2 separate regions of the Homo sapiens genome follow, and region 2 is linked to region 1. The links are chromatin contacts, found by Hi-C in ENCODE. All regions are on one chromosome and are shown on one strand. Each heading gives the region's core, a stretch centred on a gene start or an enhancer-like site at or near the end of the contact. The rest is flanking DNA. Distances are from core to core; before and after follow the strand shown. Region 1 overlaps GRAMD1B (GRAM domain containing 1B). Region 2 holds the start of SCN3B (sodium voltage-gated channel beta subunit 3).

The links. Hi-C counts contacts between places; a loop is a spot of excess contacts on that map.
Region 2: a map of transverse colon shows a loop between it and region 1 (19-fold over the local background). The contact joins the promoter of SCN3B here to the enhancer-like site in region 1. A Hi-C loop is called at or near these places in 2 of 168 maps with a recorded cell type or tissue (endothelial cell of umbilical vein and transverse colon) and 1 of 37 single-sample maps with no recorded cell type.

Annotation. Positions count from the first base shown.
Region 1 is chr11:123,613,117-123,619,276 of GRCh38, reverse strand. It overlaps GRAMD1B (GRAM domain containing 1B), which reads right to left. Exons shown (of 20, transcript NM_001387025.1): 16 at 5,619-5,822; 17 at 4,442-4,532; 18 at 477-584; 19 at 53-170. Among named protein-coding and RNA genes, the nearest start is that of SCN3B, 38 kb to the left of the region's middle. Within about 2 kb of position 2,588, at least 5 of the 41 ENCODE cell types and tissues checked have a DNase peak (open chromatin) inside an H3K27ac peak, as active enhancers do.
Region 2 is chr11:123,652,222-123,658,825 of GRCh38, reverse strand. It overlaps SCN3B (sodium voltage-gated channel beta subunit 3), which reads left to right and starts at 4,202. Exons shown (of 7, transcript NM_001040151.2): 1 at 4,202-4,600; 2 at 5,000-5,079. The coding sequence starts at 5,025. LOC105369543 (a long non-coding RNA gene) reads right to left here and starts at 5,141. Exons shown (of 3, transcript XR_948124.4): 1 at 4,674-5,141. RefSeq lists silencers at 3,959-4,188, 4,749-4,818.

The sequences.
Region 1 (6,160 bases), core at 1,339-3,838:
GGAGTCCCCGCTCCCAAAGACCAGGGCAAGCAGAGAAGGTGGGGCATCTCACCTGGTCAAGGAGCATCACTGAGGATTTGATGATTTCCCTCCATTTTTGGAGCTCAGTATCGTGGTACTTTTGTTGGGACTCTAAGAGCTGGGCCCATTCTGTCTGAGACTGGGGTAACCTGTGGGGTAGAAGAAGGGGTACCCCAGCAGCTGGAGTTATGCTCAGCGAACTGTCCTGGGCTCCCAGACCCCTAAAGGACAGAGAGTCACATCAGAGTGCTTTGTCCTCTGCTCACTGCCCCCGGTTCCCCTGTGCCCCAGATCAGAAGTGGGCTGAAACTATAGGGAGAGATTCTGAGTTTCCCTGTGGGCTCATCCCAGAGGGATGGGGAAGGGCAGTGAGGCAGTCCCAAGGAGACTGGGAGACAGGTATCATGGCACTGGGTGGGATGAAGGTGGAGGTGAGGGGACGAGGCCAGGATTACCTTTCTTGGAGCCTTAGACCCTGCCAGGCAGTGAGGGTCTGCGTGGTGTATTCCAACATCCAGAGTTTGTAGAAGAGCATCATGTTAAGGATGACCAGCAGCACCAGACTAGGAAGGAGACGTGGGGAAAAAAACATCAGCAGTGAGATGTCACCTGAGCCTAGGACATCCCCCATCCCAGAGGCTGCTGTCCCTGACCGGTGGGCCATCCAAAGCATTGCAGTGAGTGACTGAGCTGGAGGGATGGAGCAAGGGAGAGAGAGAGAGAAGCAACCTAATCTGGATGGGCCAGGATACAGGGGAGAGCCATGGAGAGGGGCATGGGATGAAGGCACTAGAAAGGAGAGATGCATAGGCACCCAGAACCTGGGCACCTGGGGGAAGAGAGGTACGGTGGGGAGGAAAAGAGATGAGGGGGTAAAGGAGAAATCATAGAGCCAGTACCTGAAACAGATCCTAATGGGAGCAAGGAAGAAAAATGGGGAGGAGGCAGAGGTTAGAAACAGGCAAGTGTGGGGAAGGGGAAACCTGCACTGAAAATCAACCTGGGAGTGAGTGAGAGTATATGAGAAAAAAATACTAGAAGCAAAGACACAATGGATGAGACGACCCAGCAAGGACAGGGCACAAGAAAACAACAGACAGACTCTTAGTATTTCCACGGGTGCTAAATTGAGAAAAGACTCCCCCTACCAACCCAACCTTAGGACCTAACTGAAGGGTGAGACTGAAGGAGGAATTCCAGTGGGTCCCTAGCTCTGCCAATGATACCTCTTACAGATGTTAGCAGAACTTCCCGCAAGCTGCAAAGTTCCCTGCCTCAACCTGATACCGGCTGGCAGGGATCATGCAGACAGGCTGAGGTTTCCCAGAGTCTGGGTCAGAACTGGTGAGAGACAGGGGAGGCAAGGATCATCCAGGGGCTGGAGGGGCTGTGGGGAGTCATAGAGAGACTGCAGAAATTCTCTCCTTCTCTCAGCCTCACTGGCTGCCTAAACTCACTGTATAACAAGCTCATAGGATGAAGAGATGAAGACATCATCATGGGTAGAGAGGATCCAGAGACACACAAAACTGGATGCAAACCCTGGCTCACCACTTAAAAATCTCTTAACTTTTGATCAAGTTTCCTAGCTTCTCCAACCTAGGGACAGTAATACCTATCCTACTGGGGTTGTTCTGTAGATGAAAGGGAATATATTGTAAAATATCCCGGCACACCACAGGCCCTACACAAAGGGTAGTTCTTATAATTAATGGGGGAGAGGTAGACACACATAAGAAAAGAAAGATGACAAAAAATGAGAAGATAGGCTGGGCATGGTGGCTCACGCCTGTAATCCCAGCACTTTGGGAGGCCAAGGTGGGTGGATTGCTTGAGCTGGGGAGTTCAAAACCAGCCTGGGCAACATAGCAAAACCCCATCTCTACAAAAAAATATTTTTAAAAATTAGTCAGGTGTGGTGACATGCACCTGTGGTCCCAGCTACTAGGGAAGCTGAGGCAGGAGGATTGCTTGAGCCCGGGAAGGGGAAGTTAGAGTGAGCTGAGATCATGCTACTGCATTCCAGCCTGGGCAACAGAGTGAGAACCTGTCTCAAACAAACAAACAAACAAAAAAAAAAAAAAAAGGAAAGAAAGAAAAACAGATAAAAGAGAGATGGATAAAAGACCAGCGAAGAAAGAAAAGCTTATGCTATGCCTTAGGCTTTTCAAAGCTTATGCCTGTGCAAGTGGTACCGTGTGTGTCATCCGTGCTTCTGGTACTGTGGAAGGTAGTCTTCCTTAAACTGACAGCCACAAATTTCTGGGGCTGCTGTGTTCTCAGGCCTCTCTGAGTTGTCCCCAAGGCCTTTAAAACTTTTATGTTGAATTTCAGTGCCACGGTCTTTAATTTTATCAGCACTCACTGGGTCATCTGAACACCCGCCTCTTTGGCACAGCCTGCTCACGATCTTGGTGCCTGCATTTGGGTTTATGTTTGCAATCCTCTCTGTGCTAAGTGAAGGTCAAGGGATACCCCTGTGTGCTGTCTAAGTGAAGCCTGCGCAGTTGTCGAAATAGAGAAAGGAGGTGGCTGAGTCACACTGCAGCAGGCATGTGGGGGCAAGAGCCTGCCAGACACAGGGCAAGCTGTGCTGTGTCAGCCCGTCCCACGTGTAGGCTGTCGGCAGACACTTGGCCTGGATCCTGCAGCATTGAATTAGAGAGTCTGATCATTCTAAACTTACAAAACCCAAAAGTTAGTTAATAACATGCTATACAATTTGCTCAGGGGTGCAGGCCTTCTCTACTTAAAGTCAAAATGCAGAAAGAGCTTAAACACAGAACTAACTTGAGGTTACAGTGCTCTACAAACCAAAATCCAATACAAGAGATTTAATTTAACAGAACAATGGCATGAATCACATTAAATCGATGTTGCTAAGTGTGACTTTTACTAGTTTTACAGCTACTTTTATTTACTTATTTATTTATTGAGATGGAGTCTCACTCTTTCACCCAGGCTGGAGTGCAGTGGCGCGATCTCAGCTCACTGCAAGCTCTACCTCCCGGGTTCACGCCATTCTCCTGCCTCAGCCTCCCGAGTAGCTGGGACTACAGGCACCTGCCACCATGCCTGGCTAATATTTGTATTTTTAGTAGAGACGGGGTTTCACCATGTTAGCCAGGATGGTCTCGATCTCCTGACCTCATGATCCGCCTGCCCCAGCCTCCCAAAGTGCTGGGATTACACGTGTGAGCCACCGCGCCCAGCCAACAGTTACTTTTGTTTTTAATTTTGTAAAAATATCTTCGTTTCTTATGCTGTCATCAGAAGAATTTTGCATTTACTTTTATTTGACATATTAAGGTTGGTGAAAGAGTCCACCTTATGTTTCTCATGGCTTTCCCTCCTGTAGTTGGTCCCCAGGACCGTCCTAGACCTTGTCTTCTTTGTCACATGCTATACTCTCTATGGATGCTTTCATTCACACCAAGGCTGTAATGTTATGGATAATTAAGCAGTGACTGCAGCCTACACTTGTCATCTGAGCTCCAGGACCACATCAGCAGAAATCTGTCACCTCTTCCTGGATAACCTATGGCACCTGAGACATACCTGGAACTGTTAATGTCTTCTTTGGAAATGCTTTGCTAAATTCCAGATGTCTGTGAATGACACAACCATGTATGGTCCCTCGAATCAGTAGCGCATCTTCCTTCCCTACCTCAGCCTCCTGAGTAGCTGGGACTACAGGCGCCTGCCACCACGCCTGGCTAATATTTGTAGTTTTAGTAGAGACGGGGTTTCACAATGTTAGCCAGGATGCTGTCCATCTCCTGACCTCATGATCCGCCTGCCTCGGCCTCCCAAAGTGCTGGGATTACAGGCGTGAGCCACCATGCCCAGCCAGCATAGCATCTTTCTATGCAAGTTACTGTGCCTACTGTTTTATAATGTCATAGCAATTATTATAAATAGTCTACATTAAAATAAGCATCCACTTTTCTTGTATTGTAGGCATTGATTTTGTCTGGCTACCCTGCCAACGTGTGGGCTCCATGAGTGCACAGTTCCAGTGCCTGGCACAGAGCAGACACCCAGAACATCTAATGAAGGAATGAACTCCTAAAATGCCCTCTAGCATTTCTCTGTTAGCATTTAACCATCTGTGCAGGAATTTCAAATGTTCTGTCTCTCTCACCCACTTGAAACTGAAACCCTGAAGGGTATGGATGCTGCATGAAGCATTTTCTTCTGAAGGCCTAGCATACAGTAAATGCTGAACAAAGCAGAGAAAAAGAAGCGAAGAGGTAAGCAACAGGCAGAGCAACCAATCCAGACAGAGAAGACTAGAGGATAAGGCAAAAACCAGGGCAAACAGTAAGGGTGCTCAGATGCTTCAAGAGACGAGGGCTGGGGCACCAGGCTGGAAAGGGAAGGTGGTGAGGGCAGGATAGGAAAACCTAGAATCCCTTACACACAGCTGATAACCAGCAGCAGCTTGGACACGCTCTGCAGGTGGAAACCGTTGGGGGTGTCCTCCGGGATATGCCGCGTCTGTGTGGAACCTGTGGGGAGAATTAAAGAGACCATCACCATGGTGACCCACAAGTCCAACAACTGCTGGTGGGGACACTGGTCAAACAGCAAACATCAGAGACTGATGGAAAAATGTCCATGACACTGTGACAGCAACGATATGCGGAGACTGCCAGCTCTCCAAGAGGAGAAGGTAAAATCCTCAAGGGCAAGGTCATGGGTTGGGTCAGGTCATCATTGAACAAATGAGAAAATCAACAGGCCCATGTAGCTAGGATACACAGGCCCAGGACAAAGGGATCTTCAGCTATGGGAGAGGATGTGGCATTGGGCTAGGACTAAAGACGGCTGGCTTCTGGGTCTGGATCTATTCCTAGTAAGCTACATGATGGAGGACAAGTCATGTAAGCTCTCTGAGAGTCAGTTTACTCAAATGCAATGTCAGTCAGAAATCTTAAATGCAAAACACGTAACATGGAAGTGCTAGGGGTAAAGCTAGGCGGCATGCAGAAGGCTGGCACTCTTCCCCCACTCTCCCCTCTTCTTCTGCCTCCCCTGTCCATATCCAACTCAATTAGTTGGTCTCTAAGGCCCCTTAGAGTCCCAGGTTTCCAGGATTCAGCAAAGACAAGGATGTGAATGGCTGGGTGGGAAGAGGAAGAAATATTAAGGGAGTCCACGGCCTGAGAGGGCAAGCCTGGGTTGGCCCATGCGGGTTGAAGTGAACGGGGACTGTCTTGGTCTCCCTGATCTTTGTGTAATGAGGTAATCTCTGTGGTCTGAGCTGTGGGATCTCCTTAGTGTATTTCCCAAGAACTTGGAAGCTTCATACTTGAGCCTATGCAGGTAGCCATGGAACTAGGGCAACACGAAAGCATAAACACTAAGGCAGCTTTTGTTAATTAGAGCACACATATGGGTTCAGCTGGGGCTGAGGAACTTAAAGAGCAAAGAGAAACAGAGCATTGGGAGCCTCAGATTTAGTGACTTACGTTCAAATTATATACAAATTATAGCCAAGGTGCAAAATGAGTGTGCATGTGTGTGCCTTGGTGTGGGCATGCAGCTCCAGCCCAAAGCTTAGTCCACCCGACCTGTCCCCACCTGGCACACACCTGCCACATGTTTGATCCTGTGGCCCACATCCTCATCTGTGGGCGTGGTGACCGGGCTCATCACCTCTTCCAGGTGAGGGACTCGCAGGTGGGCATGGGGACGCTTCCTCCTCCGCACCGTTGTAGTCTTGCTGGCCTTCTCTTTGGGAGATTGTCTGTGCATCTCAGCCAAATAAGTGCTCTCCGTTTTGGCCAGCTCGCTCTCTATCAGAGACAAAAGGACCACAGGAGAGGCCACCTTCAGCCCTCCAATGCAACTCTCTGCAGAACCATTTTCCTATTCTGTATTCTGGGAAGTTGGTTGGGTGGGTTGAGGATCCTCAGGGATGCCCATGAGCCTCAGGAGGTACTTGTGGGACCCAGCCCCAGTCAAACCCTTCCTCTGGGGTTGTTCAACATTGCAAGGAACCATATGTTCCCAATATCTGCACCCTCATGTATACAATTTGGGGCATACACGTCTTAAATAGATGCATTCACAGGCATTTTACAAATACTTCTCGTCACAGAGCCACCTATATCACTAGGTCTGTGGTTCCTTT
Region 2 (6,604 bases), core at 2,953-5,452, 38 kb before region 1:
CCTCTTTTCCCTGGCCTGCCATGGCATTGCACCTTGCTGGGTCTCTTCCTATTTCTCTGACTCTTGGTTTTCTGTTCCCCTATTGATTCTGGCCTCAGCTCTTCACTGTTTCCACACTATTCTCACTCCCTTGTGTATTCATTCACTTGTGTCCTCTGTGAAGAGGACCTAATATCTGCTTGGCACTGATCTAGGTGCAGGACGGCAGCAGTAGACAGAACAAACAAGGCTGCTATCTATCACCAAGGAGAACCAGCCTGATGGGAGGAACAGAAAATAAGCAAGTACATATATTAAAAATAAGATAATTTTGGATAGTGAGAGAAGATATGAAGAACAAGAAACAGGGTGATGAGATAGAGAGTAGCTTCAGGTGAGGAAGGTAGCAGGAAACAAGCTTAGAGTGACCAGGGAATGTCACTCTAGGGTGAAGTCATTTGAGGCAAGACCAAAATGACAAGAAACCAGCCATAGAATGAAGAATGTTCCAGGAAGAGGGGACATCAAATGCTAAGGCTATAATAATAATGATGGGAAATATTAATAGTGGGGAAGAGTTTGATAACTATGAGGTACATTTCTTTAAAATTAAGTGTAATTGGAACATGGTGGACAAGACAGAGAGTGGTAGAAATGAGTGTGGAGAGATAGCCAGGGCACAAGGCCAACATTAGGCCATGGTGACAAGTCTAGATTTTATTTCAGTGTAGTGAGATGCCATGGAAGGGCTTTAAGCAAGAGAAGTTCCCATCTTTTAGAATACAAAGACTGTTCTGTCTACTCTTTGGAGAATAGAGCATATGGTTTCACCCATTAACTGTGAAGGGAGAATGATTATTAAATTGGGAGGCCAAGTCAACAACAATGAGAAAGGATTGAAGCCAAAATGGCAGAAAAGAGGAAGGGAGAGCTTAATTTAAATGATTTTAAAACTCTCAGAACAAGGCCAAGAGTACTTCAGGGAACTTAAGGTACTTGCAAAAGTGACTGAGAGTGACAGCCAAAAATCAAGGGAAACAGCAGGAGAATGAAAAGACTAAATGCTCCTATTTTCAATACAGGAGAGGGAAGAAGTGGTATATGAAAAATAGAGGTGAAATCCTGACAGTGACTATTTACAATGGGGTTGATAAACAATTAGAAAACAACATTATGAATATTAGCAATTCACATGAATAGACATAAGAAAAATTTTGTAAAGCTGAGCCAATTCCTGCTGTGGTAGTTGATAAAATTATCAGACTGAAAATATTTCAGTCTGTCTGTGTATTTCAGTCTTGGTAAGGCTTTCAATAAAGTCATAGAACCTCAAAGACGATAGGAACTTTAACATAATCTATTCCAAATTTCTAACCTTTACAGGTTTTCCTTCCTAAACATCCCAGCAGTTGTTTGGATAACAACTGCTTGGATGTAACGAAAGGTAATTTGTCCTACTTTGGAAAGGTTTGAAATGTATTGCTGAAAATCTGTTTTTGTGTTAGTGTAAGCCATTGATCCTATTTCTTTCCTGTGGATGACTAGATGTCTAATTCCTCTCACAGATTCCTTTTATTCTAAATTTTCAGAATGTCTCATGCTGTACATATAAAAAATAGGGAGCTATGTTTGGGTTTTATGATTGAGCAACTGTTCTAAAGAATTTTAATTAGGCCAGGTGCAGTGGCTCATGCCTGTAATCCCAGTGCTTTGGGAGGCCAAGGCGGGCAGATCACCTGAGGTCAGGAGTTTGAGATCAGCCTGGCCAACACGGTGAAACCCCCTCTCTACTAAAAATTCAAAAATTAGCTGGGTGTGGTAGTGGGCACCTGTAATCCCAGCTACTTGGGAGGCTGAGGCGGAATGATTGCTTGAACCTGGGAGGTGGAGGTTTCAGCGAGCCGAGGTCACACTACTGCACTCCAGCGTGGGCAACAAGAGTGAAACTCCGTCTCAAAAAACAAACAAACAAACAAAAATGTTAATTAGTAGCTCATTGTCAAGGTAGAATGAGGTCTTTAGAAGCAGGCCATAGGACTATCTCTTCTTTTTTTCTATTGGTTCTTTTTTTAAATATCCATGTGTGGATCATGTGATTGTCAAGCCTAGAGATGAAACAAGGGTAAAGAAGAGAGATATATTGGGTGATTGAATCTGAATTCAATAAAAGTATTAACACAGTGTGATAACTGGTTGAAACTAATAAATTTTAACAGCAATAAGTGCAAAGTTTCATAATAAAATTTCCAAAATTGCCTGTACAAGACACAATGACTCTGCAACAAGTCAAGTGAAGAATACTCAGGGATTTTAATTGAACATAAGCTGATTATGACTAAGATGTGGCTGTAAATGTATTTAACTAGTTATATCCTTCAAAGCAAATGTAGCCATAATTCCACTGGATTTATGCTGGTCAGACCACACAGGGACCATCAGTTCCTGTTCTGGACGTCACTTGGAGAATCATGCTGAGAAACTGAAAGTCCTTCTGAAAAAGCAGCCAGGGTGGTACAGGATTGGAAACTACTAGAAAATACATTGGAAGAAACTAAGGAAGAGTAGCCACAAACAAAAATGTCTTAGGGCGGATGTGAGGAAGCATAGCTCTTTTAAAGAGAAAACAGCATTAGGGCCACTTAATGGAGTTTGGAGGGGGAGGAGGAGTGTACGGAATTCAACTGAACATAAAGAACTTCCTTAAGCATCAGAAGAGGTGAACTTGTGATGTAGAAAGTTCTCATCACTAAAAAGATCAAGGCCAGGCGCGGTGGCTCATGCCTGTAATCCCAGCACTTTGGGAGGCCGAGGCGGGTGGATCTCCTGAGGTTGTGAGTTTGAGACCATCCTGACCAACATGGAGAAACCCCATCTCTACTAAAAATACAAAATTAGCCGGGTGTAGCAGCGTATGCCTGTAATCCCAGCTACTCAGGAGGCTGAGACAGGAGAATCACTTGAACCCGGGGGACGGAGGTTGCGGTGAGCCAAGATCGCGCCATTGCACTCCAGCCTGGGCAAGAAGAGCAAAACCCCGTCTCAATAAATAAATAAATAAATAAATAAATAAATAAATAAATAAAATCAAGTCCATTCGTCCGAAATGTTCTTGGGGGAAGTCACAAATTGGAAAAGCGGTTGAATTAGGTCAACTTTAACTTCCCATCCAAATTTAACACAGTATACATGCTTCAAGGCCTAGTCCTCCAAACAGCACAGAGTTTATGGCCTGGTGGCTCCCTGCCCAGGAAGATCCGACTGGGGACATTCTGTTACTCTGTGAGATGTCAGGAGGGAGCATTTCCTGCTTCTGGTCCACTCACCGTCAGCTGTTGCTCTGTTATTCCATTTTGGAATATCAGCGTTAAGCTTCCCCTTTTGGAAAGAGCAGAAGAGGAGAAAAAGGAAGCTGAAGAAGGGCTCTTGGATTACTCTTTTACTTCAGTTCCAGGCGTTCCTAATCTGTTATGTCAATTTGAGTTTATAGTTGAATGTAAAGTTTCAGGTTTCCCTTCCAGAGATGGGGCGGGGGCACTCAAACAGCTGCTAGGACTAGGGAGTGGCTAATAGTTGGAAGACGCCAAACACAATCTATCTGCTTTATTAAAAAGGAGTAATTAAAGGAAAAGGGAGAACTGCAAAGAACCTGGGGAAGGGAAGAGGAGTCCTCTTGGGCCCCCCTCCCCTTGCGCTGACATTTGGATCACCTCACTGAGTGATGAGGTGAAGACAGGAACAGGTGCGCCTCATCCCTACCCCATTTGCCCTAAACAGGGATTATCTTGCTGAGTTTGCTGTGTCCGGGGCCAATTAATCAAGGCTAGACAAAGGATAGACAGCGAGAACTGGAAGGCATGGGGTCTGGGAGGCGAAGCCAGGAACCGCGTACGGCGCGCCTTGCAGATGACATCATTGCCTGAAAGAGCTCTGGCCCTTCTCTTCCCGGAGCTACACCCGGCAAGTCCGTGCGGGAGCGGAGTGGGTTTGCCTGGAGGGCGTGAGCCGAGGGCGGCGGTGCGCCCGAGCTCGGGGGAGGTGCGGAGGCGCGAGAGGGAGACCTGGAGAGACCAGCGAGCGCGCGAGCAAAGATATCCCGGCTGGAAGTGTCTGCGCCGCTCCCGGCTCCGCCCCCGCTCGGCGCGGCGCTGGGCCTGGGAGGGGCACGCCCATCAGGGGGTGGGGAGTGTGCACTAGGGGGAGGGTCCGGGGCGGTGGTGGTGGCGGAGAGCCGCCTGCGCATGTCAGGGCTGACAGCACACACGGCCTGGGGGCCTAGAGAAGGGTTGCTGATCACCTGCCACCCAGGGTCGGGGCCCCGCACCATCCGGGGGCGAGCTCCCGGGAAGGGGCTCCGCCTCTACACCCACCCCCCAACCTCTGACATCGCCGGCCGAACGGGAGCTGCCGCTTCCTTCCCGGCCCCGCTGCACCTCCCCAGGGAGCCGAGGGCGGGCGTGGACGGGACCGACGTGGAACGCATTCTGTAGCCCAGACGGGCGGCCCCGGCGGCTTCGGGAGTGGGGTCACGCCCAGCTGGAGAAGCAGTTAGGGCGGACGAAGCAGGAGCCGCGGGGCTGGGAGGATTCCAGTCGGAACGCAACCGATCCTGGGGAGGCGAGAGGTGAATCAACCTGGACCCTTCCACAGCCTGGCTGCTAGGCCAGCAGTGCGACTCCCTTCCGAGCTGAGCTTACCCTGGGCGCAAACGAGCGAGGCAGGGGCGCGAGTGGAAGCTGGAGTTCCGGGGTGGGCGGGGAGGCGACTGTCCGTGGTGCTGAGCGCCGGCGAGAGCGGGCGCGGAGCGGCTGATCGGCTCCCTCGAACTGGGGAGGTCCAGTGGGGTCGCTTAGGGCCCAAAGCCCCCACCCGGCTCCAAAAGCTCCCAGGGCCTCCCCAGGCACCGGTGCTCGGCCCTTCCTTCGGTCAGAAAGTCGCCCCCTGGGGGCAGTTCGTCCCAAAGGGTTTCCTCGAAAGAATCTGAGAGGGCGCAGTCCTTGACCGAGGGAATCTCTCTGTGTAGCCTTGGAAGCCGCCAGCCCCAGAAGATGCCTGCCTTCAATAGATTGTTTCCCCTGGCTTCTCTCGTGCTTATCTACTGGGGTAAGTACCAGCACCTCGCCATGCCGGATGCAGGTAACAGTAACAATGCTAACAATAATAACACATTGATGTCGTTGGTGACAGAAAAGAGCTCTGGCTGGCTTGCCTCTGTGCGTATCTGCCAGACATGGAGATGGCAGGGGTTCCATGAGAGCTGGGATTTTGAGATGGGAAAGGCGCCTCCCCACCGCCCTTCCCCGCTATTCTCCAACCTCCTTTGGTGGTTCTTCCGCCCTTCCTCCAGTTTCCTGATCATTCCAAAGTATTTTTTCCCTTTCCCTTTGCTGAAAGGAAATGCAGTCACGTTCACGAATAAAAACCTCCTGTGTGGTTACATTTTATTTCTCATCAAGGAGTCTATACTCCTGGAAAGCTTACTGGGTCTTCAAATTCGTTTCTGTATATTAAAAAAAAAAAAAAACCATAAAAGCTGGATGCATGAATTTTGAGAGTGAAAATACTTTAGTTGCTCATCATCTTCTTAATTTTAACAAGGAATGGGAAGAAAACAGCCTTCAGCCATTTACTGCTATATATTAAATAAATAGGCAACTGTGAAATGCATCTTTCTTTTTCTTCTTCTTCTTTTTTTTTTGGTTTGTTTGTTTGTTGCATGAACCTGTGGAACTAAGATGCTTTGGTGTTAGGGGAGGAGAGCTGGGTTTTTGCCTTCAAAGGTGAATAGATTCTTGCTTGTCAGCTGTGAGAAACTGAGGTGACCTTCCCCCTCCAAATAAGGGAATCTTACACTTGGAACAGTAAAGGCTGAAGAGAGTGTCAGAGACGGTCTTGGAGTGCCTGAATGTGTGTAAAGGGGATTGATCTATGTGATAATGTCTGATTGTGTGATTGAGACAATGTTTTACTGTATGTAAATATATTTCAGTGTCTGGATGTGTGCACTAGCATGTGTGTGAGCATGTTGGCATAGACATCTGAATGCATGGGTGAGTGTAGTAGTATGTGTATGGCAGGGGTGGGGGTGGTAGTTCTGGGCATGTCTGCCTTGGTGTCTATGATTAGATCCTCAGATAAAATATAGGTTCTCTTCAGCAGACAGATTGCTTTACATGATCTTAGCTACCTTTCTCCGTGCAAAAATCAATACACAGGGTAATTGGACACAATTGTACCCACCTGCCTCCCTGAAACGAGGCATGTGAGCTTATGTTCCCATGGTTGGCATGAAACTCATCCTGCCTATACGGTGGCAGACATGCTGATGGGAGCTGCCTCTTTGCTTTAGTATTACTTTTTCAAGCCTCCAGGACTAACTCTAGCTGCCAGCATTATCTGGATTTTGCATGTGACCAGAGGCAGAGCCAAGCTTCCTGTCAAAATGCCTGATGAGACGGACTAGGAAGGTTGAGGAGGGAGGTAATGTCAGCCCCAAAGGCGGACTCATCACCAGCCATCCCCAGTAGAGTAGACCAGACCTGGAGATGGAGCAGCTATAATATGTTGCCAATGATCTCACCTGCCTTGAAGATTAAGGCTGAAATTTTCTCAGGGGAGGCTAAGGCTG